Linked DNA regions of Mus musculus: region 2 is linked to region 1. Evidence: chromatin loops called from intact Hi-C (ENCODE). Cell type or tissue: left cerebral cortex. All regions are shown on one strand. Each heading gives the region's core, and the rest is flanking DNA. Links, peaks and the distances in the headings are about the cores only. Region 1 overlaps Col9a1 (collagen, type IX, alpha 1). Region 2 holds the start of Col9a1 (collagen, type IX, alpha 1).

Evidence for each region. Hi-C counts contacts between places; a loop is a spot of excess contacts. Peaks named below come from ENCODE experiments on the same cell type or tissue, not always from the same donor. Only the 100,000 strongest peaks of a DNase experiment are listed, where the experiment ranks them.
Region 2: it touches region 1 in a loop (2.8-fold over the local background); 4 of 42 quality-filtered maps call a loop at or near these places.

The regions. Positions count from the first base shown.
Region 1 is chr1:24,242,608-24,258,422 of GRCm38, forward strand. Col9a1 (collagen, type IX, alpha 1) reads left to right here. Exons shown (of 38, transcript NM_007740.3): 37 at 1,751-1,828; 38 at 9,070-10,131. The coding sequence ends at 9,254. Col19a1 (collagen, type XIX, alpha 1) reads right to left here. Exons shown (of 51, transcript NM_007733.2): 51 at 15,076-15,815. Among named protein-coding and RNA genes, the nearest start is that of Col9a1, 73 kb to the left of the region's middle. In left cerebral cortex, for the core only: a CTCF peak has its summit at 6,730 (motif pointing left); a DNase peak (open chromatin) is centred at 6,686.
Region 2 is chr1:24,176,644-24,192,458 of GRCm38, forward strand. It overlaps Col9a1 (collagen, type IX, alpha 1), which reads left to right and starts at 967. Exons shown (of 38, transcript NM_007740.3): 1 at 967-1,225; 2 at 1,616-1,689; 3 at 2,641-2,718; 4 at 2,832-2,964; 5 at 8,395-8,791. The coding sequence starts at 1,212. In left cerebral cortex, for the core only: no CTCF peak of the experiment used is centred there; a DNase peak (open chromatin) is centred at 8,529.

The DNA.
Region 1 (15,815 bases), core at 2,830-10,829:
CCAGGAGACCATTCCAAAGAGCTGCTGGTGATGTTCCCGAGCTGTGTTATAGTCTCTTCTGTGGTAGAACCTCACTGACTGTTTCCCTTTGATGTTCCCTTTGTTTCTAGTCTTCAGGGCCCACAGCAGCCGACTATTTCATCTTGATACAAAATATCAACACAGACTTCCTTTCTACTTCTAATTCCATCTTCCTTCCAAAATTTTTGATTGTTCTGAGAATGAATTTCTGGAAGTAGAATTCCCGGAACTTCCACTTGTAATTTGATTGCTATTGTCTCACTTTCCTTAGCAATATACAGTTCTATATTTTTCTCACTTCTCCTCAACATTTGATGACTTGCTAAACATTTCTCACTTTAGGACTGGGGGCTAGATAGACAGCTCGGACGTCACGAGCACTAGCTGCTCTTGCTCAATTTGCAGCACCCACAACAGGAAGATCATATGCATCTGAAACTCCAGTTCCAAGAGATTCCATGCAGTCTTCTGGTGTTTGCAGGCAGCCCCCTCACATGTGCACATGCATACACACAGAAACACATATAGAACATGATAAAATAAATATTAAGATACAAGATGCCACCTTTGTGATAAACCAATGTCTTATGCATATTTGGACCTATTTGGCCTTTTTGCCTCATGGGTAAGTACTACACCATCATAACAGGGTTGATAACTGGTAGGATTAATTCCTTCATGCTACTTTATTTGGATGAAGTTTGTGGTTATTCCAGTGTGCTTAAAACTGGGATTGTAATCAATATTTAGCTTAGGGAGAGATGACAACTACTTATTGGAATGTTATCTTAATTCAGAACATTTTTTCAAGTCTTGGTATCACCAAGAAGGCTCAGCTTCTTCCATGTTTTACTTGTATATTTCCATTGAGACCACATATGGTTGTTTAGCATTTTAATTACTACTGTATGTAGTACTTCTTGGCCATGTCTCATAACTGGTAGCTACTTCTATGTATGAGGCCACCTGATTTCTGTTTATTAATTTTGTATTCTGCTAGATTAATGAATTCACCTATTGTTTGCAGTAGGTTTTTTAAAAATTGATTCTTGTCTTTTAAGATATGTACTCCTAGCCAGGCAGTGGTGGCGCACACCTTTAATCTCAGCACTTGGGAGGCAGAGGCAGGCGGACTTCTGAGTTCGAGGCCAGCCTGGTCTACAGAGTGAGTTCCAGGACAGCCAGGGCTATACAGAGAAACCCTGTCTCGAAACAAAACAAAACAAAACAAACAAGACAAGACAAGACAAGACAAGACAAGACAAGACAAGACAAGACAAAACAAAACAAAGGATATGTGCTACTGTTAACCGAAGATAGAAATGGTTTTAATCCCTCAAAGCAAATGGTGTATAGAGAATATTCTTGCTCTTCCTGGGGCAGAGCCACTGTCTAGGGCGATGCTCCCAGGCTGAGATAGACTTGATGGAGTTGAGGAAGGAGTCATTGGCTCTCACCTTATTGAGTGTTTTATGGGAAATGCACATCCAGTTTTGGGAAATGTCATTTCAGTGTGCACAGATCAATGGCTTGATTTTTTTTCCTTCTTCGTGGGTCTGTGGATATGATTTTGTGCTGGCTGTGTACTTATTACAATCTATCTTCCAGCAATTTCATGGGTTTGTGTTTTCTTCAAAGTTTAAAACACAGAACTTTATGTATATATATATATATGTATATATATATATATTGATATATATAAGCGTAACATTTGTTTATTGTAATGCAGGAGACTTGGGAGAAAAAGGAGAACGTGGTCCTCCAGGAAGAGGTCCTAAGGGTTTGCCTGGAGCGATAGGTCTCCCAGGTAAGTGGGTTCTGCTGTAGAATGGGGGAGGGGAGGAAGAAATGGGGTCAAGTGTTGAGTGTAAGCTGAATAGTGTTTTTTGTTTGTTTGTTTGTTTGTTTTTTGTTGTTGTTGTTTTTTGGAAGGAAGCATTGCTCAGTCACTTAAGTTTATCATGGGCTTATGAATTGGCTTTGATGGAGAGTTAAATGATTTGTAAATCAAGTGTATTCATTGTGAGCAGCTAGAAGTCAAGGCTTGAAATATTAAGCGCTTAAAGCTATGCTTTAAGGAAAAGAGTACCTAGGTCCAGTCACACCACTTGTTATAAAAATTTCAATGAGTAAAATTAGAGCCATGCGTAGCCTAGGTGATCATTTCTTGTTATTTCATTATAATTAGTAACCATTATTATTAGTTTGTGGTTCTGGGGATCAAAGCTGGGACACGGCACATGGTACCAAATTACAACCCTAGCCCAGACTTTTTACAAAAATCCATAGCAGCTATAAAAGGAATCCAAGTTTTCAGTCACGCATGTGCTACAAGGAGTAACTGAAATTTCATTTTAAAAGCTCTTCTTTCAAATACCCAGACCTTCCCAAAATCCACGCTGCCCCAAACAAACATTGAGGGAATTTGTCTCACAGCCGCAAAGCGCTCCACACAGGCGGAGATCACAGCTGTGTGGGCTCAGTGACAGAGGGGCTTCTGTAAGGAGCCGGGTCCTCTCACTGGGCATTCTGTGTCCTCTTTATTCGACGACTGACTTGTTGCTGGGGTCTGGCCAGAAACATACTCGTCCGCTGAGGAAGTAGCAGTATGTGGCTGAAGGCTGGGTAGCTCAGTGGTAGGTGGGATGTGCAAGCTGCCCCTTCATGGTGGCTAAGACTATGGCTGTGGGGGTGTAAGGGAGTGTTGGGGACTCCAGTTGACTCTAACTGGGACAATTAAGGACAAAGAGGCCATAGAGAATGTCAAGAAAGTAAGGTGTTTTTTGTTTCAATCGTGAACTTGGAAATTTTAGTCTAGGGAAATTTAGGAGAAGAAATTACCATTTTATAATTCTGCCAGAGGTTAAATATTTAATCATGGCATAATTATATAATTATGGCCCCAAATAAAATAATCCTTACTTTTCAATTATCTATTTCATTGCTCTTGGGGATTGCTTTCTTATTTCAATTTGGGAGGAGGACTACATTTGGAGAGAACTCAAACACTGTCATTCTGAAATTGGGATCTGTGGACCTGTCGAGATATTGTTATAATTTAATATTTTTGTGTGATCAGAAAAATAGAAAACCTAGCTGGACTTCAAATGATCAAAAGAAGATTTTAGCACATAATGAAAATCTGGGTACATTTGACAGATGTTTAGAAAAGAGAATGGTTCTCACCAGGATTATTCCTTCCTATAACAGTGGGCATCCCGGGGTGGGTGGGGCTTGAGTTAAGACCCGCCCTCTTTCCTTTGATTGATGCCCTTCCTTTCCCAGTACGGCCTTTGCTTTCTACCCACTGCTCTCTCCTTACACGGGCCATTTCTCCTTTGCTTCCATTTGTCTCACACTGATTCTCACTCGTTTCCGTTTCTATCTACCCGCAGCTTTGCTTTCTTTGTTATACTGATGGAATAATGGCATCATTTGGTGAACTTTGAGCTTCGGATTATTTTTCAAAATTACAGGCTAAGCTTCCAAATCACAGTGAGAGGAGAGGGAGGCCCTGCGGATGAATGGCTCTCTCTGTTTCGTACACTACTGGGTCTCTTTACTCCCCAGGGGGCCTGTTCAGGGCTGTGTTGTTCAGCCAGGTTCACACCCTTTTCTCTGCACTGTGAATACATTTGGCTAATTGAATCAGACAGGTGCCTGACAAAAATTGCTGATCAAGCCCTTAATTTGTCCCTTAAAGCACAGGCCCGACAATCCAGAAAGCCCGGGTTCAAATCGGGCCACCGCCACTTCCTAACCTTATGACATTGGGCTACTTAGTTTCTCTCTGGCCTTCAGTCCAGTATTTACGAAATAGCGGGGATATCATTCTGATGGTATAAACCTGAGAATTAAAAAAGAAGCAGTCCTGTAGAGTGTTTAGGGCAGTTTGTGAGCGTAACAGTGGCCAAGGAGGGTTGTCTATTAGTTTGGTTTTGCTTTTGACATTGATTTGGGATGCTAAGGGCAAAGCACAAAGTTACCCTGGCAGCCTTTTCTCCTGCTGCTCTTAATCTGCCGTAATGGGCAAACTTGTTCGCAATTAGCCCGGCCTCCGAGGCGCTGCCCCTCTCTTCCATGACTCTGCTGCGACTCTGTGCCGGTCCTGTAGAGAACGGGTCACTATGGTCATTTCACCAGCTAATTGTCCACCAAGAGGATGAACTTTAAAAAACAAATGTCCCAATAGGACTTAGACCGTGGGCTATGTGGTACTTACATAATGCTAATAAAACTTCGTGACCCGGAGGAAGCCTCAACCTGGAGGTTCGGTACAGGAACCTGTTTGGAGGCTTCTAGGTAAATACACATCTTACCGAAAGAAATACCCACTCCATTTTAAAGCTTTACTTTTAAAATTTTTTAAAAAACATTTAACACATTTTAATTTAGATATAGTTACATTGCTTCTCTCTTACAGTTTTTAAATTTGATTTTTAAAATGTTTTTAATTTAATTTGAATTACATCATTTTTCCCTTTTCCTCCCTCCAACCTCCCTAGATGTCCCCCCCCCCCCCATCTAATTTCTCTCATGTCCTCCTGGCTCTCATTGATAACCCATTTTTCTTTTTCTTTTTCTTTTTCATTTTTTAAATTAGGTATTTTCCTCATTTACATTTCCAATGCTATCCCAAAAGTCCCCCATACCCTCCCCCCAACTCCCCTACCCACCCACTCCCACTTTTTGGCCCTGGCGTTCCCCTGTACTGGGGCATATAAAGTTTGCAAATCCATTGGGCCTCTCTTTCCACTGATGGCTGACTAGGCCATCTTTTGATACATATGCAGCTAGAGTCAAGAGCTCTGGGGTACTGGTTAGTTCATAATGTTGTTCCACCTATAGGATTGCAGATCCCTTTAGCTCCTTGGGTACTTTCCCATTTTTCTTTGATTAATATTCTTATACACGCACACATATGCATGTATGTGTATGTACATGTTAATTAACCAGCTGAGTCCATTGTTGGTATACCTTGGGTTTAAGGAACAACCGGTCTGCTTTAGACAGGCTATGGGGCTGATCCTGGGGAGAGGGTAATTCCCAGCCAGCGTTAGTTGCCTGTAGTTCTTTGTCCTGGGGTGGGACCCGGGACAAACTACCTGGGGTAGGTAGAACTTTCCCCAGTCCACATTAGGATGTTCATTGTTATTGTTATCCTTGTCTTGTTTACGTAGCCATTTCCAGAAGACATTGTTTCAGAGCACATTTCCTGGAGTTCTGGCTCTAACAGCCTTTCTGCTCTTTTTATCTTTGTCCTGTCTTCCATGTTCCCTGAGCCATAGATTCAGGGGTTGTGATGTAGATATATCCATTGGGGCCCGGGTTTCCATGATCATTTGATCTCTGTGGTGTGTGCAGTTGTGGTTTTCTGTGATGGTCTCCATTCAAAGAACACTTCTTGCTTGTCCCCATTGTTGAATTCTGGATTTAAATCCTACGGAGTAGAAGAAGATCATTTCGTCATTGTTTGTGTAAAACTAACATACCTAAAAAGTTAAATCTGTAACATGTACCTTCATTATCGGTCAGTTCCTAGGATCCCTGTTTTGTTTCTGTGTCATTTTTTGCCCCCTGTCTCCTTTCACAGCAGCATGTCTCAGTTTGTTCACGGTTAGCTATTGCATGTTCTGGGATGTTACTATGACATTGCTTATTATAGACCATAGGTCATTCGTGTAACGGTGATTATCATTTTGGCTATAGTGTATTGTTACTTAAAAGCAGACATATGCTGCGTAGTTTGTTACACTTGAACTAGGTAGGAGGGGCAGCTATGTAAGGGCTGTGGTCCTGGGTACAGGCTCCTAGGACTTGTGGTCCTTTCTCTTCCTTATTTCCAGTGACTGCTGCTCTCAGTTCCTTTTTGTGGAATAGCAGTCAGAACCACACACTCTTATGGGCTATTCTAGGAGGATTTCTACTCATGCTGACACACGTTAAAGCCATAGAGCAGGGCCTGGCTAAGCCTCACACTGAGAATTCAGGTGATTGTGCTGTGATTGACTCTTTCTTTATATGTGAGCCTAGGCAGACTGGCTCAGGTCACACATCCTGACGGAGGTATCTCTGATTCTAAGTGGTAGAGGGAAATATTTATGTTTCTCGAGTCTAGGTTCATGAAATTGACAAAACGACAGGTTGTCCAGTGTGACTAGTTTGTCCCTGTCACCATAGTTACGTGATGAAGGCATATCTCTAGCTTATTAATCTGCCTCTCTCCCAGAGCTGTGCAGATCTTATAAACAACCCCCGGGCCTTGAATTCCCTCCCTCTTCCTTTTCTCACCAGAGCTAGCTAATGCTGCTCAGCTAGGTCATCTCATTAAGGGACATCCCTGCATGCCTGCTGCCACTGAACTGCCCACGTGTGACCAGTAACTCAGCACTCACAGCATTTCAAGGAAAAATATGTAATAATAAATCCTGACTTCCCTGTGCATACAAACCCACTAGAGAAAGGAATAAATTAACTGAAGAATCTCGTGAAATACCACACAAGTAAGCTTTGTGTGTGTGTGTGTATCTTTGGGGAACAATCCCAACAATTAAATAGTCATTGCATGTATCACCAGATCGCCTATTTAACACAGACAATTATTTGCATGTCTTTCTCCATCATGCCTGTGTATGCACTGTTGTTTCATTCTGTCAAGTGTTAGGGGAAAAGGCTCTGCTTACATCAGTGTAGCATGCCTGCCCTCTAGTGTCCACATGGAGAATGGTATTCACATTCTTTTAAATTCTTAAAATCATGAAAACTTTCTGGCAGTGGGGTCACTGATATTTCAGGAAGCTGTGTAGTCACTAGGTAGTTAGTGTAGTTAAAAGACCCACAGGGTGGTCAAGGCATAGTGAGGGCTCTTCAGATCCTGGTCTTCTGCCTTCCTGAAACAGATACAAATAGTATGCAGACAAATTAGCATGTCCGTGTTCTAATACAGCTATTTATATATAAATATGTGTAAATACAGTTTGGCCTGTGGGCTGAGGTTGACCTAATCTATGCTACCTGTCTAGCCCCCATTGTCTTTGACTCCTTTTGTGAGCATAGTCATTTTCTCCTGGTCTTGGTTTGATTTTAAGACAGATTTGACATATCTCAGCAGGACATTCTTATTGGCAAAGTGCATGAAAACCGCCTTTAACATGCAATTAGATGTGGCCTATTTTTAAAACTAAAAAAGAAATCCAGTTAACTGTTAACTGTCTCTAGTGTCAGGTGATGTAGAACTCTCTGCTACAGGAGCTGTTGTGACAGCCTTACCTGTAAGTGCCGGGGATGAAGGAAAGCCCCTCTCCCATTGGAGGAAATGGATGACCACCTCCTTCATCGCAACTGATAGTTGGATAAGAGCCTACGGGATAATTTATTGGGAATACCACATTGTTGCTCAACAGCAGCCTTGAGATGCATACATTCAAAGATAACTATCCTCTCTTAAACCTTGCAAATGGTTTGCCCTCTGACCCTGCTTTGTGGAGGGTGTGATGTAAGACCCACAGAAGAATGAGATGTCTGAAAAATAGGTTCCCTCACCTACCTTAATTTCAAAATATGTGAGCTATATAACAATAATACCATTTAATGTGTCCAGCTCATTACATTAAGATGTATGTAATTAGAACACTAAAATAGGAAAAAGACTGAAAACCCTGGGATGGGGGGGGGGAATGGGAGTACCTCCACCTATAACATGTAATTGGATATGAAGATTTGGCTTTTGGCTTCTCGAGCGGCTAAGACTCCCTATTAGGAGATTGCCCAAGTGAACGCAGTTGCTTTTACACTGTTTTCTTAGTAATAGAACGAAGCACTATTGATGCAAAGGGACACAAGCAACAGAGCTCCTCATTGTCCTGCTGTGTCTCACAATGTGTGGCCTATGGAGCACACGTGACAGAACACACATATCTGAAAGGAACTCACTGTGGTGAAAGTCACATTGGGGTGAGATTATGAAATTTTGTAGGGAGCATGGTGTGAGCCCTACCAGACACCAATAAATAATAACTAGTAGTTGAGACCGTCCCCATTTAATGGACAGAACTTAATGGTGACAAACGCAAACATTCCATTTTATTGATGAAGAACCATAGAGGCTTGCTTTCTTTTTTCCTGATTCTAGTGGTTCATAATTGGTTGAGTGTTTTTAACTTCTTAGCCATGGTCAACTTTGTCTGTATATGGATCACTGTAAGAAATTGGGGAGGCTGTTCGCATCTCTGCTCATGAGAAAGACAGTGTGAGTCACAAAACCAGCACAGCACCCGTGACTTTGAATCTTCAGTAGGCAAGGTGCAGAGTCAGGTGAAATTAGCTTGAATAAAATAGCTAGTCACTGACTTAATATAGTTAACCTTGGATTTTCCCACTTTATGATGACACGAAAGGAGACACATTTGGTAGAAACTTAACTTAGAAATTCTGAATTTTGATCTTTTTATGGGGTTAGCAATACATGATATGATGTTTTCCCCTAATGCCAGGAAGCACAGAGTTGGCCATGCACCCGCAAATGGAAAGAGTTGGTTTCTCTGTGGTGTGCTGGGCTGCTAAGTCCTGATGCTTGGCAGGTTGGATGATTTTTGACTTAACTATGTTCTTGACATAATCACACTGTACACTGAGGGATGCCTGTGCAGTTTATTTAACTCACAAGGTTCAAAATACTACCATACCAGGTAATAAGCCTAAATTTGTGAATAAAACACCTTATATTTTTTGCTTGCTAGACCTTCCAATTCCAGCTTTATTTTATGCTTACAGTTCACCTCAGTTTGGGCCAGTCACATTTCAGTATTCAGTAGACATAGATGGTTAGAGGGCACCATGATGCAAATATGGAAGACACACACTGAAATCACTTTCTGCCTTTGATTGCTGTGAAAGCCACATTCACTAACGGGTTTTCTCCTCTCATCACGGGTCACCTCCAAAGGCATTTGCTAAGCATCTTGCTTGCACAGTGCTAGGTTGTGAGGGTCTACTGTCTTATGCTAGTCAATAGCTTGTTCACATGTGTGGGCTTTTTATCTGTTTCAGGTGACCCAGGCCCTGCCAGCTATGGGAAAAATGGCCGTGACGGAGAGCAAGGTCCCCCGGGAGTGGCAGGAATTCCTGGTGTGCCTGGACCCCCAGGTCCTCCAGGCCCTCCTGGGTTCTGTGAGCCAGCCTCTTGCACCCTGCAGTCTGGTCAAAGAGCATTTAGCAAAGGGCCGGACAAGTGAAATCCGTAGCGTTGTAGGCTCCCTGCACAAAGCACACCTGTTAGCAGAGTGTGGGGGGAGAAACGATACCAAAACTGGGGCAAAGCCTCAAAGGTTTCACCTCTGACATCATTACATAAGTGCTACTTGACAATCAGATTTAGAGCAACTGGTGCTATTCAGTAAGTCTTGTTCCTTGTCCATGGAAGGAAGGTAGGAGAGTCAACAGACAAGAGTCAAATTCAATTTCTCTTTAGCCAAATTTATATATCCTCTTCCCAGGAGTTTGAATTTTAGTGTGCTATGAATGGATATATGATGTGTTGTGGGTCACTGTGCCAACAACAACAACAACAACAAGCTGTTCACATTACCTCAGTTGCTGTCATTATTTTTATTTCAATTAAGATATTGATCTCAGATTATTCATTCAGTTATATCAAGTATTGCTAGGATACTAAGGAACAGACCCCACTACATTCAATAAAATTGGTGCTTAAAATCTTCATCAGGGCTGTGTCCCAAAAGTGGTCTCTATACATCGCATGGTGGTTTTGATATTTACTATGAATTTGTGAATAGTGTGTACTGCATCCAATCCCATTTGTATTCTAAAATCCACGTGAAAGCAAAGAAGTAATACCCTGACACACATATGTTTTGTGGCTGACATTATTTATTTTAAAAGTTTGAGGTAACATGTCTGGTTGTACCAAAGAAAAAATAAACACGGTTTCCTAGTCTTTTGTGTGTTCTAAAATAAGTAGTCATGTTAAATGTGGTTACATGTTAATTGAACTGGTTTAGAGTCATTAAAATTTTGACTTACTGCTACTTCTAAAAATGTATTTATTTTACTGGTTTATTCTATCTGAAGAAATCTGAAGAGTTCCCACTGGTCCACAGAGTTATTCTATGACTGTGTATGTGTGAATGTGCATGTGTGTGTGTATTGAGAGACTTAATGGATTTCGTTGAAATTCTAATGAAGACTATGAACCCATTTTCCACGGGCAAACACACAAGTGCATATGCATGTGCACTTTGTACACTATTTCAGAGAGTCCTTGGAGTGCCGTAAACCTGGTTTTTCTTGGTCTCTAGATTAGGAACCACACTTTCATTTCAGAGGATGTAGTGCCTCCTTGCAACCTCACGGATGCAAAAATAACCTACCTCTCACCATTTTCAAAAAAAAATTTACGAAACAGTTCTTTAAAAAAATGTAGATAGTTTAGAGTTACATTATGGTAGTTAAGAACATGTGTATATTAGTTAAATCATGACAATACACATTTCCATTTCTTCAATTATTATTCTATGTGTTCAGAACTATGTAGTTTAACTATTTTGAAATTCATCAGAGCTGGCTTCCAGTATAGAGGGTAGCCAGTAGTTGTCATCATCTGTCAAAGAGGGGCTGTTGGCAATCCCTCCAGTCTGGGCTTTGTGCCCCTGTATTACACTTCCTAGTCTGTCTCCTGTTCCCCACACCCTGACTCTCTAGTGACCGCTGTTCCTTTCTTTGTTGATCCTTCACCAAAGGGCACGTATGTTGTTTCATAGTGCTGAAATAGACATGGAACATTTATACACACACACACACACACACACACACACACACACACACATGCACGCGCGCGCGCTCACACATATATATGTTTAAAATTTTTTGAGTCTCCGCAATGTTTTTCATAATGACTTTTAGGGAACTTTTCTTCTCTCTAATACTTGCTAGTGTTTGCTATTTTTGTCTTTTATGATAGCCATCAAAGTGGAGTTGGATTGTCACTCGTTTTCACATTCCCTAGCCATGGCTGGCATTGCAGTTTTGTTTTCATGCCCCCATTGGCTATTCAGATATCTTGACATCTTTTGAGAAGTACCTGTATTCTTTGACAATTTCTAAATTGGATACTTTTGATGTTCAGTTGACTTTCCTATACACCCTAGATCTCATTCACTTATTGGAGAAACAATTTGCACATACAAATAGAAATGTAAAAAAATAAAATCACCCCTACTTGTAGGTAATACAATTTTATGCATAATAAACTCAAGAGAGTCCATAAGAAAATTCCTAGAACTAATGAATACCTTCAGAAAAGCAGCAGAATACAAAGTAAGTTGCTTTCTAACACACTGATAATGAACACACTGAGGAAAAACTTAGGAAAACAATCTTTCCCTATAGCTTCAAAATATTTTTAAACACTTAGGATTAATCCTAATCAAAGGTGTGAAAGCCATTTACAATGAAAATGCCAAGACACTAAAGAAAAAGTGAAGGTACACCAGAAAATGGGAAACCTTTCCAAAAGGTTTGCAAAACCAGAACTGAGTCGTATATACAGGGCGATCCCATAAAAAACTCCAGTAGCATCCTTCCTAGGACTAGGAAAAAAATCTTAAAGTTTACATGCATCCACGAGGAATATGAGTATTTAAAGTAATTCCAAGCAAGAAGAGTAATGCTGGGGGCACCTCAGTCCCTGCCTGACTTCGCCTTACTCTAGAGAAGGACATAACATAGTTGGCATGGTACTGGCACAAAACAGCACACATGTCAATGGGATACAGCAAAAGACACAGAATTCAACCCAGACACTCTTGTGTCTTTCTTTGACAAAGATGCCCAAAGCATCAAAGCACCCACTGGTCAAAAGTGAGCCTTTTTAGTGAATAGTACTGGAAAAAATGTCTAGCCATGTGCTGGAGGATAAAGTGAGGTTCCTCTCTCTGAAAATGTGCCAAAATCAAATTAGAATACATGAAATAGGTTTAGAGCTGAAAATTTAAAACTGCTCAAATACAGTATAGTAAAAAGACTACAAGAGATAGGAGTATAGGAAGACTACCTAATAGGAACTGCAATAGGTAAAGAAATAAGGTCAAGAATTGACAAATTGAGTTACATGAAATTAAGAAAGCTTTTGAGTAGCAAAGGCAACAATCACCACAGTAAAAAGATAGCCTACAGCATAGGGGCAAAATCTTTGCCAGCTATATAATCGGCAGAAGATTAATAGCTAGAATATATAAAGAACTCAAATAACTAAATATCAAAAAAACCCAGTCAGTCAACCAACTAACTGATAATCAATCAATCAATCAATCAACATACTGATGAAATGAATCGACTGTTTTCAAAAGATATTTTGAGATATGAATAGAATAGAAAGACAACATGTTTATGTAAACAGTGGTAAAGCACTTGCGTGGTCAGGAGCAATCTCATCTCAAAAGATGACCATAAACACTCAAGGGACCATTGCAGAAGAGAGGACAGACATATGCTAAGTGCCAGAAGCAGTGGGTGACTAGAATGAAATATTTGTCTAGGCACAACAGCAGCCACACATATGAACCCAGCTGTTGCGATTGGCATACACAAGGCCCGGGCAAGTTCAACTTAGAGAAACCAACATGGAGAAGGGATGTGGGCACTAGAATCCTACCCCTAACTGAAGAGCTATGAGAGAGGGAGAGTCAGACTTCTCTGAGGGAGTGGTTCCTGGCAGGTTGACCATGTTCCAGTGGATGGCCATAAACTCAATATACAGGTAGCACAGATTGGGTTTGTTGGGTTTTTAAAAACAGCAGACAAAAAGTTGGGTGAGTAGGGTGGGCTTGGGAGAGGGGAGGTGAATATATTGAAAATACATTGTACACAATTCCCAAAGAATTAAAAAAAAACATGAAGAATGTTAAACAACTTTAATAGTCAGGAAAATGCAAATTAACTACATGAAAATTCGATCTCCTCCAAGTTATTAAATAACAATAACAACAACCCAGCAGCAAATTCTAGCCAGGATGTGGGGGAAGGGTGAACTCTTATATACTGTTGATACGAATATAAATTAGTTTATCCACTGTGGAATTCAGTATAGTGGTGTCTCTAAAACCTAAACATAGAACAACCATATGACCCAGCATCATACTTCTGGATACATACCCAAAGGAGTCTATGTCAACGTACCACAGAGATACCTACATATCCTTGTTTGATAAGCAGCTATATTCACAGCTAAAGTATGGAATCTGACTGTCCACAAACAAGTGAAGAAATAAAGAAAAGGTGTAATGTGAGATACACACACATACACACACACACACACACACACAATGGAGTTTTATTGATCTATAAAGAACTCAATGATGTCATTTCCTGGAAAATGGACAGAACAGGAGGTCATCCTATTAACTGATGTAAATAAGATGCAGAAATAAAAATACAATGTTTTCGCTCTTATGGGTCCTAGAACTCTTCATAGGTACATGAATTAATTTAAATATATTCATATGGGTATATACATATGACAAGAAGACAAGAGTGAGACAGTATACAAGCATATAAGCAGGCAGAGAATGGAGAGGACTAAAGGGAGGAAGTAATGAGGGTGGATATGTCATTGTATGCCTGACAAAGGCTGTCCATGTAAAACCAAACACAAAGCACAGTGAGAACACTCCAGCTTAAAAAACGGAGCAATATCTTTTGTTCTGCATCTCAGTTGAATGTTCTATAAATGTCTGTTGGGTCCAATGTCATTCAGTTCAGACAGTTTTGTTTTGCAAACTTTCTGTCTGAATGATCTGTCCACTGAGGAAATGAGGTTACCCCAATATTATTGTACTAAAGCCCACCTCTTCCTTTTAAGAAGACTATATTTTTCTTTCTCTTTTAAAACCTTTATATATGATATCTATGTATATATTATATATAATTTATTTATTTAATGTATGAGTGCTGCTGCATATATAGTCATAGGCCAGAAGAGGGCATCAGATCCCTTTATAGATGGTTGTGAGCCACCATGTGGTTGTTGGGAACTGAACTCAGGACCGCTGGAAGAGCAAGCAGCCAATGCTTTTAACCTCTGAGCCATCTCATTAGTCCTAAGAAAGCTATATTCTTCTTCTTCTTCTTCTTCTTCTTCTTCTTCTTCTTCTTCTTCTTCTTCTTCTTCTTCTTCTTCTTCTTCTTCTTTCTTCTTCTTCTTCTTCTTCTTCTTCTTCTTCTTCTTCTTCTTCTTCTTCCTCCTCCTCCTCCTCCTCCTCCTCCTCCTCCTCCTCCTCCTCCTCCTCCTCCTCCTCCTCTTCTTCTTCTTCTTCTTCTTCTTCTTCTTCTTCTTCTTCTTCTTCTTCTTCTTCTTCTTCTTCTTCTTCTTCTTCCTCTTCTTTTCTTTTTCTTTTTTCGAGACAGGGTTTCCCTGTATAGCCCTGGCTGTCCTAGAATTCACTTTGTAGACCAGGCTGGCCTTGAACTCAGAAATCTGCCTGCCTCTGCCTCCCAAGTGCTAGGATTAAAGGTGTATATTCTTAACAATGACTTCTTTAGCATCTCATCATTGTTTGCATAAACAGATTGGCTTGCTATGCCATCAACATGAACTTGAACTATCAACCAGGCCTAATATACTTCTTATTTCCCAGTGGACATGCCAAACTTGTCCCACACAGATGCCAATAGGCCCTCACTTAGCTTATGGATCTCAGATCAAAGAAGAGTTAAGCTCAAATGATATGCTTATATCAAATGATTTTCATGTGAATATTTTATATAGGAATTGTTTGGTTAAATCAAGTATGAAATATATATGGGATTTCTTTACATTGCTTTTTAGCATGTAGCTCTGTGCTTCTTAAAGAGAAAGGTCCCATCTTGGCTATGTAGATCAGTGCTCCGTATCTAGATTAAAAGGATGTCCTTTTCCCTGTTTGGAAGACAGAGTTTAGAAATGGAGGCATCTGTTATGGCTCTTTGTGGCACATCAGGTCAAAACGGTGTATACTTTCTAGAAAAGAGTTATGACACATACCAAATCAGGAAAAGAAATGATCTTTGCATCAAAGTGCTTTTATTTTAATTGCAGTGACATAATCAAATACAGAAAAAGAAAAATTATGTAATTAAACATGTTCTTCAGTTCTATAAAGTCATATTTGTAAGAAATTAAAAAAATCCAAATATCAGTTCACCCACCTGTTACAGAAACCTGATGCGTATCTAGGCTGTATAACAAGCTCCACAGAGACAGTAAGTAGTGTTGGGAACAGCCACTTACAGAAGCTTATGCGAAACTCGCACATTCCAAATGATAAGAACAATCTATGGTAAATTTCAGTTAAATTAAACAACTTACAGATGCACCAATTCCTGACGAAAAACTAGCAAACAAGTTTTGCCTAGTGAACCCTCTCTGCGAAAGACAGCTGCTGAATACAGGCAGACCTCATATACACCCCTAGCAAAGCAGAGATCTCCACAGCTTTTATGTAGTTTTAAAAGTTGGATAGTGTCCACCTGAGAACTTGCCAAGAGGGGAATGTGTAGGTAATTAAAGTTGCTTAGACACTAACGTATTAATCAAGAGCAAATTTCTGGCTTATTTCTGCTCAGTGCTCCCAAGGCGGTATGATTTAATTCTCACTCCAAATAGCCAACAGGTTGGTTAAGGAATGTGGAAATCATTTTGCAGTCTGAGCATACAAATTCACTGATGCGACTGGGTGATTGTCTTCTGTCTGTCAGTCAGAATACTTTATATTTCATGCTGGTTAAACCAATATTGCAAT
Region 2 (15,815 bases), core at 4,995-12,994, 64 kb before region 1:
CTCCGACATTTGTATCCTCCAAGATGGAACCGGAAGTCAGGCATCCTTTGCTTGCCGTACAGGGCCAGGAGTCCTGTTGCTCCTGAGGAGTGCTCAGGTTCAGGAGGAGGTCTGTGCACAAGAAACAGTGGCGTGTGCACACCTCCTGTCTAGGCCTGTGATGCTAGTAATTCACTCTCTGGTTTCTTATGGGCAAGATTGTGTTGTGTTCTCCCCGGTCTATTCAATCGCATACTATTAATCTCAGAGATTGAGAGCAAACAATTAAAAGACTTGAGGTCATATCGTATCAGAATTTCCCATGGCGAGTTAGAGAGCTGACTTGCAATGAATAGCATCAATGGTGCTCTGGGAGAGTCACCCTCTCATCTAGAGAATAACGATGTGTAGTCTAACTTCACGAGTGGTTGTGAGACTCATATGCTACTAAGCTGTAGGCATGGACAAGAGAGGGGTGCACACAATGACTTGTTATCAGGATAAGGTTGCCAGCGGATGAGTTTGGCATGAGATCTTTTATCTTTGCCAATCTCATTTGATTTCCCCCAGGAACTGCTGTTAAGGAACAACTTTGGTCCCATTTTACAGATAAGGTAGTTAACTACTGGGAGGCTAATTATATTGCTCAAGTTCACATAACTGCTAAAGCAGAAGTGGGTTTAAACTTAGGTCGACTAAGCAGCAAGGCTCCGGTGAGCCCCCACACCTCTGCCACGGAATAGGCAGCTCTTTGCTGGATCCTGAACCACTAAAAGCCTCTACTGTGCCCTTATAACAACTTTCAAAGCCTCTACTGTGCCCTATAGCTGTTCTAAAAGCCTGCACTGTATTCCTATAGTAGCTTGCTGCATTTCTCTGGTTAAATCCCCCACATCCTGGTTTTTTCTTCTTTTTTTTCTTCTCAGTAAGGCTTTTCCCATTCAGTCCCTCCTTCAGTGTGACCTTGTTAGTTTTGAGCCAGGCACACCCCTGGCTGGGCCTGGGTTACAGGCTGCCTCTCCCCACCCCTTTCCTTTGCTTCAGCTTAAAGGGTTATTGCATGCCTCCAATTCACTCTTTTTGCCTTTAGCCCTGAGAGGGGCAAGAAGGAGCAAGCTTGGGGCCAAAACTCGAAGTCCGAGAAGGGTAGAGAGGGGGTCTTAGGGAGTAGTGACCCCCCCTCCAAACCCTTTACGGTGACTCTTATAAACCACAGAGAACCCACTGGGAAAATGAAGAACTTCTGGTAAGCCCATGCCTCTGGAGGGAGCCGGGTGAGGATTTTTGCAGTATTGGTAGCATAAGGGGAGGTGAGAGACAGTGAGAACCAAGGGGAGAGACAGGTGAGATTGTATAGGTAGTGCGTAAACATCTGAAATTCAAAGAGAAGAGGCAAAAAACAAAGATAAAAGAAAGCAGAGTCAAGGGGAGTGTAGGAGGTGAGATAGTGTGAAACCAAGCCAGAAATGTGTTTATTCGCAGAGTTCCTAGGTGAGCTTTCAAAATGGAAATAAAGGCAGGAGTATGCCTTGGGATTTGGTTGTCTCTGTCAGCCAGATTTGGCAGGTTTAAAAATATGAAACTAGTTCCATCTGAAGAGGTTCCTGTTTGGGTCATTTCTCTCTCTTTTCTTCAGGAAAATCTCAGTTTTCTTCTGTGTGTGCAGTTGTCTGGGACCCTGGGTATCCGCAACTCTTAAGCGTCGTGCAAGTAAGAGCCATGGTTTATGGGGTGATGAGGCAGGGCTGTGGCTGAGTGAAGACGGTGCTTCCAACGGTCCTTCATGCCTTCCCTCTTGGATTTGCATTGGGGGGATGTTTGGATGGTTGGTTCTATGCTCAATGTCGAGCCTAGAAAGGGAGTCTCAACTGTAAGCTGGTAGGCAGGAAGGATAGCTGTGCCTTTTCTAGGGCTGAACATGGTGTTTCTTTCAGATGGTGAATGATAAATATTGTGGGACTACAATGGATGTATGGATGGGTGGATAAATGGATTTCCCCAAAGGACTGGGGTCAGGAGGATAAAAAGAAAATATTTGATGTACTTTAATGGGTAGGGCAAAACTCATCTATGTACTGAAGCTGTGTGTGTGTGTGTGTGTGTGTGTGTGTGTGTGTGTGATATGTCTAAGAGTCAGATCAAGGCAGGAGAGGGTCTGGCAGTTATACAATCTCTTCTCTGATGGTGACAATTCCCCAAGAACTGCACTTGTCTGGGAGCCCCATCGCACTGGCCCAAGGCTGATTCCGTAATGCCATTGTAGATTTAGAGATGGTGGTATTTAAGGAATATTTCTAGCCCAAACCACCAGAAGTTTTCCAAACAGGCTTCTGACCCCATGCCATCCAGGACACTGTGCAGCTCTGGTTCTAAATGGAACAAATCCCCAACTGCTCTAGGCAGGAACATTCCTCCATCATAAATCAGCTCTCTAGTTCCATGCCTTGCATCCCTTCCTGGAGAAGCTGAAGATGAATGGGTTCTGACCATTCAGGCGTAGAGTTCAAGATAAATAAATAAATGGCTTATAAGTAAGCTTGTATAACTTTGTGTTTTAAGCAGTTGCTTGGTTATTAATACTATTTTAATGTTATCTAATATTATATTAATGATCGTCCTCTTGTAGTGGATGCATTGGATGAGACAGTATTGCTTTTGCAGGATTTCCTGCCAATTCCATTTCTAATGGTGGAAGTGAACTGTGTCCCAAGATCAGGATTGGCCAAGATGACTTACCAGGCAAGTAGCACTGCATCATACTGGAAACGCAAGCTTTCCAGATAGAGTTTATTCTGAAAAAGGAAAGAACCAGGCTCATTTCCAACTTTTCCTTTCTCTTTCCCTTTCTGTAGGGTTTGACCTGATTTCTCAGTTCCAAATTGAGAAGGCTGCATCTCGAAGGACTATCCAGAGGGTGGTGGGATCCACAGCCTTACAAGTGGCTTACAAGCTGGGAAGTAATGTAGACTTCAGGATTCCAACAAGGTAACCTTTCAGAAAGACTCTAATTACCTTCCTTAAGTGCGTTTATCAATGTTTACAGCTATTCAATGTTAAAGTTTTTTTTTTAAACTGTATTTCTTGGATTAATTTATTTTAAGATAAAGGCCTTGGAGGACAGCTCAGTGGTAGGTCACTTATATCCAATGCATTAACAAATGAGTTAAATCACCAGAATTGCTAAAATAAAATAAAAAAGAAAACCAAAAAGAATGTGTTCACCTATCAATCATGTTCCATTTCAGGAATAAAAACACCTCTGAGACTATCATACATTAATTCAGGACATGTTCTTAGAATTGTGCCTTCTGTGTTCCTGTAATTTGTCTGGTTTTTTACTGAAAGGACTCTCTGTGAGCACCACCAGAAGTGAAACATAAATTTAACTCAAAGCTGCAGTGTGGTTTGAAGGCTCAGTGGAGCTGTTCAAGTATCCTGGTGCTGAAAGAGAACCACACATGCGGTCTTAGCTCCTGGATGGCGCCAAACAAAACAAGCCTTCTCCTTAATGAATTCTTTCTATTTAATTTAAAATTTTTATTTTAAAGAGAATTGCTTTTTTTTTTTACACCATTTTCCTTTGCTTCTTCTACCAACTCATCCTGTTCCTTCCCTGCTCCCTCTCAAATTCATATCCTCTTATTCTTTAATTGTTATGTACACACACACACACACACACACACACACACACACGCGCGCGCGCGCTTGCTACTTGGTAGCCAGTTAGCAAACTCATCCTTGAGAAACGTTTGTTCTCCCTCTCTCCCTAATTAAATGTCTTTAGCTCTTCATCTAGCGCGAGGCCTTGTGAGATTTCTCTTACTCACACTGGCATGTCAACTGGTGCTGTCATTGGTCTTGTTTAGTCAACCATATTGCTGAGATGTTGTGGGTGCAGCTTTCTTGTCATTTAGAAGTCACATCTCTTTGTAGTTATCCTGGCCCTCTGGCTTGTAGAATGTTCCCAGCCTTTCTCCCGTGAGTCCTGGTGAACCTTCCATGTAGGGTTGCACTGTAGACATCCATTTTTTTTTCCGTACTCCACAGCCAGTTTTTTTGCATTGTGACTAGTTGTGATTTTCTGTTATGGTCTCTTTGCTGAGGAATGAGAGCTGTAGTCATCTGTGGGGAGAAGGATGTGTATTTTGAACACAGTTAGAAAGTGTTCTGGTTTGGGGAAGTGTCAATATTAAGTTCTCCTCCAGGTTCCATGACCTCACCAGCCATGGATGCCTGGCTAGGGTTACAGACCAGGCATAAATTCCCCCCTATTAAGCAGGCATTAAATCCAATTAAATGGTAATTGGTTGCCACCAATATATAGTGCCATTATTTCCCTTATGAAGTATTTCGCCATGCTGGCCATTGTGGTCCATAGGCATCACAGCTATGCAGACTATTGACTCGAAAGCAGCTTGCATAGCGCGTTGGAATACTGCAAGAGCTTTCCTCAGGGAGTAGGCTTCTAGGTCAGACACAGCTTAAGGCCTCCAAGTTCCATGTCTACAGTGGGTGGTGTCTTCAGCCATAGAGACTGTCTTCAAATTCGTGAATGAAACTGAGAACATTGACAATAGCTATATTGCCTAGAAAGTCTCTTGACTGCCCCCCCCCCCCCCCGCCCCAGCCAATGTCTCAAAGGCAGTTTCTCATGACTGGCACTAATTCCTTCCCTCCATCTGCCTCCTATGACTATTTTATTCCTCTTTTTAAAAAAAAATACTATTTATTTATTTTATGTATATGAGTACACCATTGCTCTCTTCAGACACACCAGAAGAGGGCATCAGATCCCATTACAGATGGTTGTGAGTCACCATGTGGTTGCTGGCAATTGAACTCAGGATCTCTGGAAGAGCAGTCGGTGCTCTTAACCGATGAGCCATCTCTCCAGCCCTTATTCCTCTTTCTAAGTGAAATTCAAGCATCCTTACTGTGCCTTCCTTCTTGCTTAGCTTCTTTGGGTCTGTGGAGTGTAGCATGGGTAGCCTGTATTTTATGGCTAATATTGACTTATAAGCAAGTAAATGCTGTGTATGTCATTTTGGGACTGGGTTACCTCACTTAGGATGGTGGTCTCAAGATCCATCTATTTGCCTGAAAAAAAATTCATGATGTCTTTGTTTTTAATAGCTGTATAGTATTTCTTTTTGCAGATGTGCCACATTTTCTTTATCCATTCTTCAGTGGAGGGCTATCTAGGTTGTTTCCAGTTTCTGGCTATTACGATGCAAGCTGCTATGAACATCGTTGAGCAAGTGTCTTTGTGGGATGGTAGAGCATCTTTTGGGTATATGTATAGCTGGGTAAATGAGGTAGAACTATTCCCAGTTTTATGTAGGTATATTTTATGTAATTGTAAGTAAAAATAATGTAATATGATTTTCTATAATGTGATTCTCTATGGTTTTGTAAAGCATCTTTAGTGTTAGTTTGTCCTTTCCACTGTATTATTCTATCTCTCTTCACAGATATCCTCCAAGTTTTTCCTAGCTTCTCTTCATATCACCCGTATTATGCCATCTTCCTCTCTCAGGAGACCCTTCTTTCCTCTCCATCACCATAGTCCCTTCTTACTTTTCTGGTTCCTGTGGGTATTCGAGGTTATCGCCTCACATCTAGAGATTCAGAAATAAGAGCCCAAGGCCTTAGTTTTTCTGGGTCTGGGTCACCTCACTCACACTATTGTCTAGTTCCATAATTTACCTGGAACTTTCATGACTCCATTTTGTCTTAAACAAACCAAGAATAGATCTGCTGTATGATGCAGCTGTACCACCCCTCAGTATACGTCCGAAGGGCAGACTCTTGTTCATCAGTGTTTGGGGCCGCACTGCTCACAATGGCCAGGAAAGGGAAACAGTTGTGTGTTTGGAAATGTCCTTCTGAGGAATAGATAGTGAAAATGTGGCCCATACATAATATGGAGTTGGGTTCCTTCCTTTTAAGTGACTCACACAGAAGCTAGATGACAAGGAAGGAAGGAAGGAAGGGTTGGACTCATTCTCACAGAACAGAAAAATTTGGTTTTTAATGAGTCTTTTTGTACTGGAGAATCCAACCCCATGGCAGTGAAAAAAGGCATAGAATCTTCATGGGAGAAAAATAGGCTACAAAAAACTAATGCTAGATAATCTCAGTTTTTACCTATTTATCTTCATAGCTATGAAGAACTAAGAGACATGGTTATGGTTCCCTTTACTCTTTTTAAAAGGCATAATAGCTACTCTTTCTCTTTTGTTTTGTTTTGTTTTGTTTTTGTTTTTTTGTTTTTTGATTTTTTTGTTTTTGTTTTTGTTTTTGTTTTTGAGACAGGGTTTCTCTGTATAGGCCTGGCTGTCCTGGAACTCACTTTGTAGACCAGGCTGGCCTCGAACTCAGAAATCTGCCTGCCTCTGCCTCCCAAATGCTGGGATTAAAGGTGTGCACTACCACTGCCCATTTATAGCTACCCTTTCTTAACTACCATTTACAAATGTGTCATGCTTGCTTTGTTTTGCAACACAGACCCTAGCTTTCTAGTATTAAGGTCATAAACAAATATTTCAAGGTTCAAAGACTTTTGAATCTTTTATTCAAACCCATATAGTTCTCCACTTAAGTTACTTCATGAAGGTTGGGATGCAATAAATCATTTATAGACACAACTTCTTTTAAATTATGTATGCACTTAGGTTTGCTTATTGATAGGCATAACATATTTTCAAGAATGGAATCTTAGGTGTTTAATAATCATAAGGCTACCCGTCCTGTGGATTAGGTTTCAGAGATATTTAACAGTCTTTGGTACACACAAATATGTATATTTTATTCATATGAACAATGAGGCACTTTCCTTTGTTATCCTATTAACATACTGTCTACTCTAAAAGATTATTAACATATTAGTCATAGTTACATCTGTATACAAGTACATATAATCTTCTTATGTGTGGAGAGAAAGATACACACAAGATACTCTTGCTGTGACAGTGCATTAAGAATGATGTATTCTATGAGTATTCCAAATGAGTACATCTATAAAGGAGAATTTTAGTTTCTTTTTTAGAGATTATTTTGGAATTAAAAAAAACCCCATAAAATCAAAAGAAGTGTGACAAACCAATTTAGAAATTAGAAGTATATTTAAAACAAATATCTGGAGTGATGTGGGTAGTTCTATTGTGGAAAGCTTTAGGTAGTTTTTTTCCCCTTGTTTTTTTTAAAGAACTTCTGTATACATTTACAAAAGTGTGTGTGTATAAGTGTGTGTATATATGATGCTTCAATTCCCTAAATGCCATCTCTGAAATCAGTACCCATTGGGATCTTTCTTCTTGTCTCCCTTTTCTTCATTGTTTGTAAGAAGGGAACTAAATTCAAAAGTTTGCCCTGAAGGAAGGTGGTCTGGAACTCTGGGTCTTAACGCCCCCTTGTCAGTTTTCTTACTTAGCAAACACATCTCACTGCCACTTAAGTTTTCCTGGCATGTCTTTCTTGTTGAGGAAATTTCCTATATTTAAAAGAAGACGTAAAGAAATAACTTCGAAGACTTTGAAAGCTGACATTCCCTAAGGACTTGCTTTAAGACAAGATCTACAGATAAGGGCAGATAGCTAAGGCAGTGCTCTATAAATAAGGATCGTCTTAGGGACTCTGCTGGTTTGAGCTTCCATTTAATGCAGTGAAGAGGTCGCAACACCATAAACCTTACTTGGTAGATTGAAGCATGATGGAGTTGGAGTGGAGAAGGAGGAGTTGGTTTGCATTGCTCCTTATACATACATCCAGTAACAAACACAAAACAACCAGCTGCTGCCTCACTGTCCTACTCCCAAATCCTCGAGAAAGGCGTTCTTAGTGGGAGGAAGCCCTTACATCCATTTGCTGTAGCTGGTTACCAATTTTCAAAATGTTTCTGTGGGTCTAGAATACAATTCTTGAGAGTAGACTTGCAATTATCGAAATAGCAAATAATTTTAACATATGTAAAAAAATTAAAACCTACTTTAATTAAATGGTTTTCATAAGCTAGCAGAGTCAATTTAGACCTTAAATAATATCGTCTTTCATTTTTTTGAAGGAAATGTTGCCCAGAACTTTGCAAGAGTGTGGTTTTTTGGCTGAGATGGCATTGCTGAATGGTGGCTTTTTGAGTAGAATACATGGTAATATTGTTGATAACCTTCACTAGCTATAAGGGAGGTGTTTTTAAGATGTGTATTTAAATTTTAAGGTGGAAATTTAATGTATATGAATGACTGACCTGGGAAGGTTCACATAAGATGCCATCAAGAAGAAATGCTGCATAGTTTCTTTCACACTGTAGCCTTTCCGCAGGACTAGAATTCAAAAAAGCACACACACAGAAAAATGGTAAATATGTATAAGCACAGAAAACAAGGTTTATATTTATTATTTTCAAACTCTTCTCAGGCATTTGTATCCCAGTGGACTGCCTGAAGAATATTCCTTTTTAACTACTTTCCGGATGACTGGAAGCACACTTGAAAAGCACTGGAACATTTGGCAGATCCAGGATTCCGCAGGGAGAGAGCAAGTTGGCGTGAAGATAAATGGCCAAACAAAGTCTGTCGCATTTTCATACAAGGGACTGGATGGGAGTCTCCAAACGGCTGCCTTCTTGAATTTGCCGTCCTTGTTTGACTCCCGGTGGCATAAGCTCATGATTGGCGTGGAAAGAACAAGCGCCACTCTTTTTATTGACTGCATCAGGATCGAATCTTTACCTATAAAGCCAAGAGGCCAGATTGATGCGGATGGCTTTGCAGTGCTGGGAAAACTTGTGGACAATCCTCAGGTTTCTGTTCCTGTAAGTATAAAATCACAAGGTATCACCACAATAGTAATTGAAACAAACCTGCATGGCTAAAGGTGAGCGCCCAAGACATCTTTGACCATCAGCTATAGTGTATACAATGAATATAGTGTATACAATGGATATAGTGTATACAATGGATATAGTGTATACAATGGATATAGTGTATACAATGGATATAGTGTATACAATGGATATAGTGTATACAATGGATATAGTGTATACAATGGATATAGTGTGTGCAATGACTATATTGTATACAATGGATATAGTATATACAATGGATATAGTGTATACAATGGGTATAGTGCATACAGTGGGTAGTTACTCACTTTGTAAAGTTTATTAAATATATCACTCATTCCAAAAGCTTTTACTGGCAGTTTTGAGTGCTGTGTGGAACACAGAATTTTAGTTAAGCAGAAAATATTAAAGTCAAGGCCAACTTGGAAGGTGATGTACACCCACCTGGGGCATCCATAAGTCATTGAGACAACTTACAAGGAAACCTGCACTAGTAACGCACATATCATGTATTTACAATTAATTATAAATTTTAAAGTAAGATTCGAGATCAATCATGAATACAGTTAGTCAAGGAGTCCATGATTTTGGAAGCAATAAATTTTGAAAGGGAAGAATTTGAATTGGCAAAAGAAGGGAAAATTGTATAAAAGATGACTGAAGGAGTAGTTAGGGTGTATTCAACCGTCTAGAGACTAGTTGATTTCAGTAACATGTGTGCATGTAAATGGAGTGTTTGTGGGAGGTGGGTGAAGGGTTAGAGCTGAAGATGGTAAGGAGTAAGGCTGGGGAGTCATATGGCCTTGGATGAGCAAGAATAAAATTATATAGGTGGTGTGATATGGATTTATTTAGAAATAGGCTTTGTGACATAGGATAGAAGAAAATAATTGTCAAAACAATTTTTATTTTTAATTTTGCATATTTTTGTCTGTGAACATGAGGGTAGTGTCCTTGGAGACCAGAAGAGGACACTGGATTCCCCTGTGCTAGACTTACAGATGCTTGTGAGACACTTGATGTGGGTGTTGGGGACCCGACTTCCGTCCTCAGCAAAAGCCCAGGCATTTAAGCACCGAACAATCTCTCCCGACTGAAGTAAAGATTTTTAAAGCTCTATTAATTATTTCACTGTAGAAAACCACTGATATGGAAGTAAAGAATTTTATAATGACACCACTATTGTATCAAGTAGTACCTTCTAGCAACTCTTTAAGAATATTTTGTAACGTTTGGACAGTAATTTAAAAATACAACCTTAAAGGGCAAGGATTCTTTTAAGGAAACAGAAGGGGATAAAATTCAGTATAAACAAACTGTTGATGTTAATCCGTCTCTCTGGCCGTATGGAACTCTAACATTCTAGTCACAAAACCTAGGTCACAGATGGTGGCAAGGGTGATACAGTGGTTTTGAATTGTCCCTGTGGACTTCTGGGGGGGGGGTGTTATCAGGGACCTCAGTAATGGAATTGTTCAAATAACTTGTTTTGACAGGAAGAGTTATGATTAGTGTGAAAGTTGGTGTGAAATTTCGATATTCGGTGATAGGCAGAAAGCATTTTGTAGCTGCCACATTACTGCTCTGGCTTGTAGACTCTCCAGAAAAATATTTCTTCGTCTAATGAGTCATGGCACTTCAAGCGGCTGGGTTAGAAAGCCAATGTGGCCATTGTTGTGAAATGCTCAAATTCTGTGCAGCAGGAACTTGGCAATGACCCTGGAGTGGTTTTCGGAGAACACAGCCTCTGCAACGCCAGTGACATTTCCGGACGGGGGTGAGGGAGAGGAGTTCTTAGCGCCTTGAAAATGTGCTCAGTGTCAGTTGTTTGAAAACGGGATTCATTGACCTTAAAACCCCTTCAAGATCATATAATTCTGCTTTCTGGGTGCTAGCGAATATGCCTTTAAATTGTTTTTTGGTTCCAGAGAGACAAACTCTCAATATTACTTTATTATATGTGCAGTAGCTGGTTATAGATGTTCTGATAAGCCAGCCCCACAGCACAATGCAGACATGTTTGTGCCTTTTTATTGTGTAGGGATGGAGCTGAGAATCTAGCATCTGGTTTTACACTGTGCTTCTCAGGAGCGTTTCTTTTCTTTCTTTCTTTCTTTTTTTTTTTTTTTTTTAAGATTTATTTATTATTACATGTAAGTACACTGTAGCTGTCTTCAGACACACCAGAAGAGGGAGTCAGATCTCGTTACAGATGATTGTGAGCCACCATGTGGTTGCTGGGATTTGAACTCTGGACCTTCGGAAGAGCAGTCGGGTGCTCTTACCCACTGAGCCATCTCACCAGCCCCTCAGGAGCTTTTCTAAGTCATTATGTTGACACTAGTGTTAAAAGGATCGTGCATAGGCATGTACAATTCTTTCAAAGTTGAAAGTTCAAAGTTCCAGTGCCCACGCTTTGCCCTAGACCCTGTTTTTACTTCATAGCTTTTCTTCTTGGGGCTTTCATCAATTTGCCTAAAAACACTGAATTTGTTCAGAATTACTGAAGCCTTCCACCACCTAGGTCTTAAAGGATAATGGCTACTGATATGCATATATCATGAGCAGCAGGAAAGCCATACTAATGGGAAACCTGTTCCTCAGTTTGAAGACAGCAGATTCTCTGTGTCACTTTCTAAGAGTTTTTAAGTTAAAAAAAAAAAAACATGAAATAGTCTGAAAACAGAAATGGATGCACTTTTTTTTTTTTTTTTTTTTTTTTTTTTTTTTGGTTTTTTGAGACAGGGTTTCTCTGTGTAGTCCTGGCTGTCCTGGGGCTCGCTCTGTAGACCAGGCTGGACTTGAACTCAGAAATCCGCCTGCCTCTGCCTCCCAAGTGCTGGGATTAAAGGCGTGCGCCACCACGCCCGGCTTGGATGCACATTTTAAAAAAGTATTTTCTGACTATGACTGGATTAATACACTTTTTTTAAAAGTATTTTCTGAATATGATTGGGTTAATTCTAATCTTCCACACTTTCTATTGATGAGATATTTGTTTCAGGGTCAACACTTGCTGTTCTTTAGTAAGTAAACCAAAATCAAAATGTCCTTTCTGCAGGCATTATCAGCCATCAGAAGTAGGTATAAGAATTGCATAATAAAAATGGAGCCTAGGCATTTGATGGATCACTAGTGCAAAAAGACTCACACTGTGGCCGTCTGTGCCTTTTCCCATTTATCCTATCTTGTGTTTCTTCCTTTCTAAATTGGAAAAAGAAACCAATTCCAAGAAGCTTTCATGGGTGCTCATGTGGTCCACAACTCAAACACATTCTCATCATTTATAGTTATTTACTGGGCTTGGAGCATTTCGTATTTTTTCCCTTTGCACGTCTTTTAAGTTTGTTACTTCCGATTTTCAGGCAATACATTTCTAGTTTCTCATTCTCCTCATGCCTGTATTTTAGGATGCCATTTATCCCCCTGCAAAGCGTGGTTTCTTGGCAGCTTACCATGCAAGCATGTTATTTTATGACAGCTTCTTTAATGTTTGTTGTCAGCCTGATCACCTAGGAGACTTATTTGGTACAGCTCTATTAGAAAACAAAGTTAGCCTTTCTCCCCTTTTAAGGATGCATGCTGGGAGTTAGGGCTTGTTTGAGGGAGGATGAAAGTTTAAGTGACTTTCTCCATATATAACTCAAATCCTTCTTCTCTTTACCTGTGCGCTCCCTCAATAAATCAACGTAGAACATGACAGATTTGATGCCTTGAGGAGTGTATCTCTGATGCCTTGCTCTGATTTCTTTTCATCAAATTCAGAGAAAAGTGCCAGAGCTGGCAGAATTGTGGGTGGAAGAGCTATCTGTCTTCTTCTTTACTTTGTAGCATGGAGTCGCGTTAACCTACAAATGTGAATATCACATATCATGCACAATAACCTGGGAAAATAAGTTTGGATGTCATGATAAGCATTTCTGATATTTGAGAAGTGTTAAGAAGTTATGGTTTTAGTGGTTTAAGCAGTGTGTAGTTCTTGTGTTCTGTCATTAAGTCAACAGCTGTTTCTAAGTTACAGGCATATTTTAGACAACCAAGAAACACAAAGGTTAATGCCCAAACGGAGTTTACATTCTGGGGAGCAGCTGAATAGTTAGCAGTATCCTGGGAAATCATAAATGTTACCAGGGAAAATGAAGTGGGACTCATTCAGAAGTAAACACTTCTGAGACAGCCTGAAGGAACTGAGCCTGGAGAGATCTTAGAGAGGAAGATGCCAGGAAGAGAGAACATGGAGGACAAAGGAGAGGTATTGGTATTGCCTGATATTTGAGGGTCCCTTGCAAAGCAGGATGACTAGAAGAGGAAAAGAGAAATAGCTGATGAGGTTGCAGAGAGCACACCATTAGGCACCTAAGGAAAGATGCTGGCCGGGCAATTAGGTGTGAGCTCTTGGAGTTTAAGGGGGAGGATCATCTAGGAACTGAACTATGGAAGTTGAGAAGGTTTATGTATTATGAAAGTCACGAAGTCAAGTCCTAAGTGTGGTGCTGAAGGCTCACTTGGGAGGTAGGGCCTGAAGAGTTGAGAAGAAAGACTTCTTTAATGTGGATGTAACAAGTGTTGTGTCAAAGGCTGGATAGGTCAACTGATGGTTGACTGTCGGTCCCAGAGACCAGTGAGTGAATCAAAGACCCATGGCCCGTTGGAATGAAAACTCAGTTGGAAAGGACGAAAGAGAAAGTGAGGGGAGCAATTGGAGACTGAGTACAGACACTGTTTTGAGTTCTGGATAAAGAGGAGTAGAAAACAGAACAGCAGCAGGAGAGGTTGCGGATGGAGGAGAGGAATTTAATTTCGTTCAGGCAGATACCGCAGAACGCATCGTCATAGCTCAACACGCAATACTTCTTGAAGCCTCCTATAATAGCCCCCTCCCTGAAGTATCAGGCATGCATGTTTAACTGAATCTTCACGAAACGAGCTTCTAATTCTGTCCACTTCTTACCATATCTATCCACAGAAGGAAAACCGTTGATGGTCACACTCAAAGTTTTGAAATTCCTGAGTCAATACTGAGAAAACCTCTGCTGTGTACTCTGCCCCAGCTAATGTGGGTCCCTCTCTGCCCAGGTCTAACCCTTGTGTTTGTTCCCTTCCCGCTCTATAGAACGCTCTATATCCTCTCATCTCTCTGTGTGAAAATATCAATTGCTATTTGGACTCATTCACATATTCATGTTACATGATGGCTTTAGCTAGAAAAACTTGTTACCATTTCGAGTGCTTTAGTGTTTCTTGCTAAATGCATTTTTAAAGCACATATGTGGTCTTTATTAATATTTTTGTGCCCCTAATATTTATCTTCAAGTACCCAATTTAATAAACGAATATGTTCTCACTGTGCCAACTCCGCGTTGGCCACTTTCTCTTGTTTCTGAGGCAGTGCAGAGCTTCCTGTTCCGTTCCCAGCAAGTGTCATCTGGAGAGATTTCTTGATGACAACTCATCAAAAGTGGCAAATCAGGATAAGATCTGAGACCTCTGTATTTTGTCGTTGTTGTTGTTATTGACTGGATGAAAAAAGTATTCTTACTTTTTACTGGTCATAAAAACTATAAAAAAAAAGAAATAAGTGAACCCCCCTAAAAACCCTATTTGTCACTGACTAGACAACTTAGTGAAGGTTCATGCTTGTTAGCAAAAATTAGCGTAGGTGCTCAATACTACCAAATTGTAAAAATATTTCAGTTCATCAAAATCAAAACTTTTACAATTCTAAGTCATCTGGAGATGAGTTAAAATACTTAATCTTTCTCAATGGCCCAGCAAAACAAAGATAAGAGTGTTGGAATCTGGGTCAAAACACTAGCATCATTTCCTGAGCCTTAACCTGGCTTCAGAAATGAAGTTGGATTAAGGTTTGTAGAGATGGCCAGATCTGGACAGATCTGAGGACTTCCCACTCACAACACTCCTTTCTCCTTGAGAGAAGGAGCTAGAAAAGATGGCGTGTCCTCTTATGTTCTATTAAGCATTATGCTCTGCTTAGTAGATCTTTAGAGGGTTTTGTTTTTCTGCTCACATTTTTCTCCCCTTACAGACTGTGAACTGTTTGTGGAGAGGGGACAACCTGGCTTTCATAGACCATTTCTGCAGTGCTTGCTTTATCTTGCGATTTTTTTTTTTTGGAACATGTTGACTGAAGCACTAAATTAAAATATTTGTCACGTATATTTTATCAGTGAATATTTAAATAGCAAAAAGGATCCCAGGTATGAAAATGAGAAGCATGGAAATCAGCATTTTAGCTGTATAACGAAAGTGACTTTTACAAACGCACTCTGCCAATCTTCCTTCAAAATAATTAGCATGCAAATTGAAATTCACATTGCATGCCCCAAAATGGTTGTTGTATAGATGATTATTAGTGTGTAGGTGGTGTTTATGGGAATACGCAGATGTGTTCAGAAACCCTTGATCTATGTGGCAGCCCTTGAACAGCCCAGCTTGTATTCACAGATGAAATACATTTCACTTTCCCATTTTTCGGTGCCACAATTGCATTTTCTGCATATTTAATCAGATGCACCAATTTATTCAGAAAGCATTACATTTTTTTTTGAGATGACAGCTTAATGAAGTACTTCACATTTGTAATAAGTAACTTTGATGAACTATCTAAACAAAGGATTTAGGTTTCCTGGATAGCCATATAATTGATGCTTATCAGGGTGAATCACTTTTCAAAACGGAAATTTCATGCACCCATAGTGAATACCTAGTTTGAACCACCAGTTCACACAAGATTTAGTGAATAAAATTGAGTTGAGTTCTCTTCTAATTTGAAGATTGGGAATGAGGAATGTACTGGCTAGTTTTGTGTCAACTTGACACAGCTAGAGTTATCACAGAGAAAGGAGCTTCAGTTGAGGAAATGCCTCCATGAGATCCAACTGTAAGGCATTTTCTCAGTGATCAAGGGGGAAAGGCCCCTTGTGGATGGTGCCATCTCTGGGCTGGTAGTCTTGGTTCTATAAGAGAGCAGGCT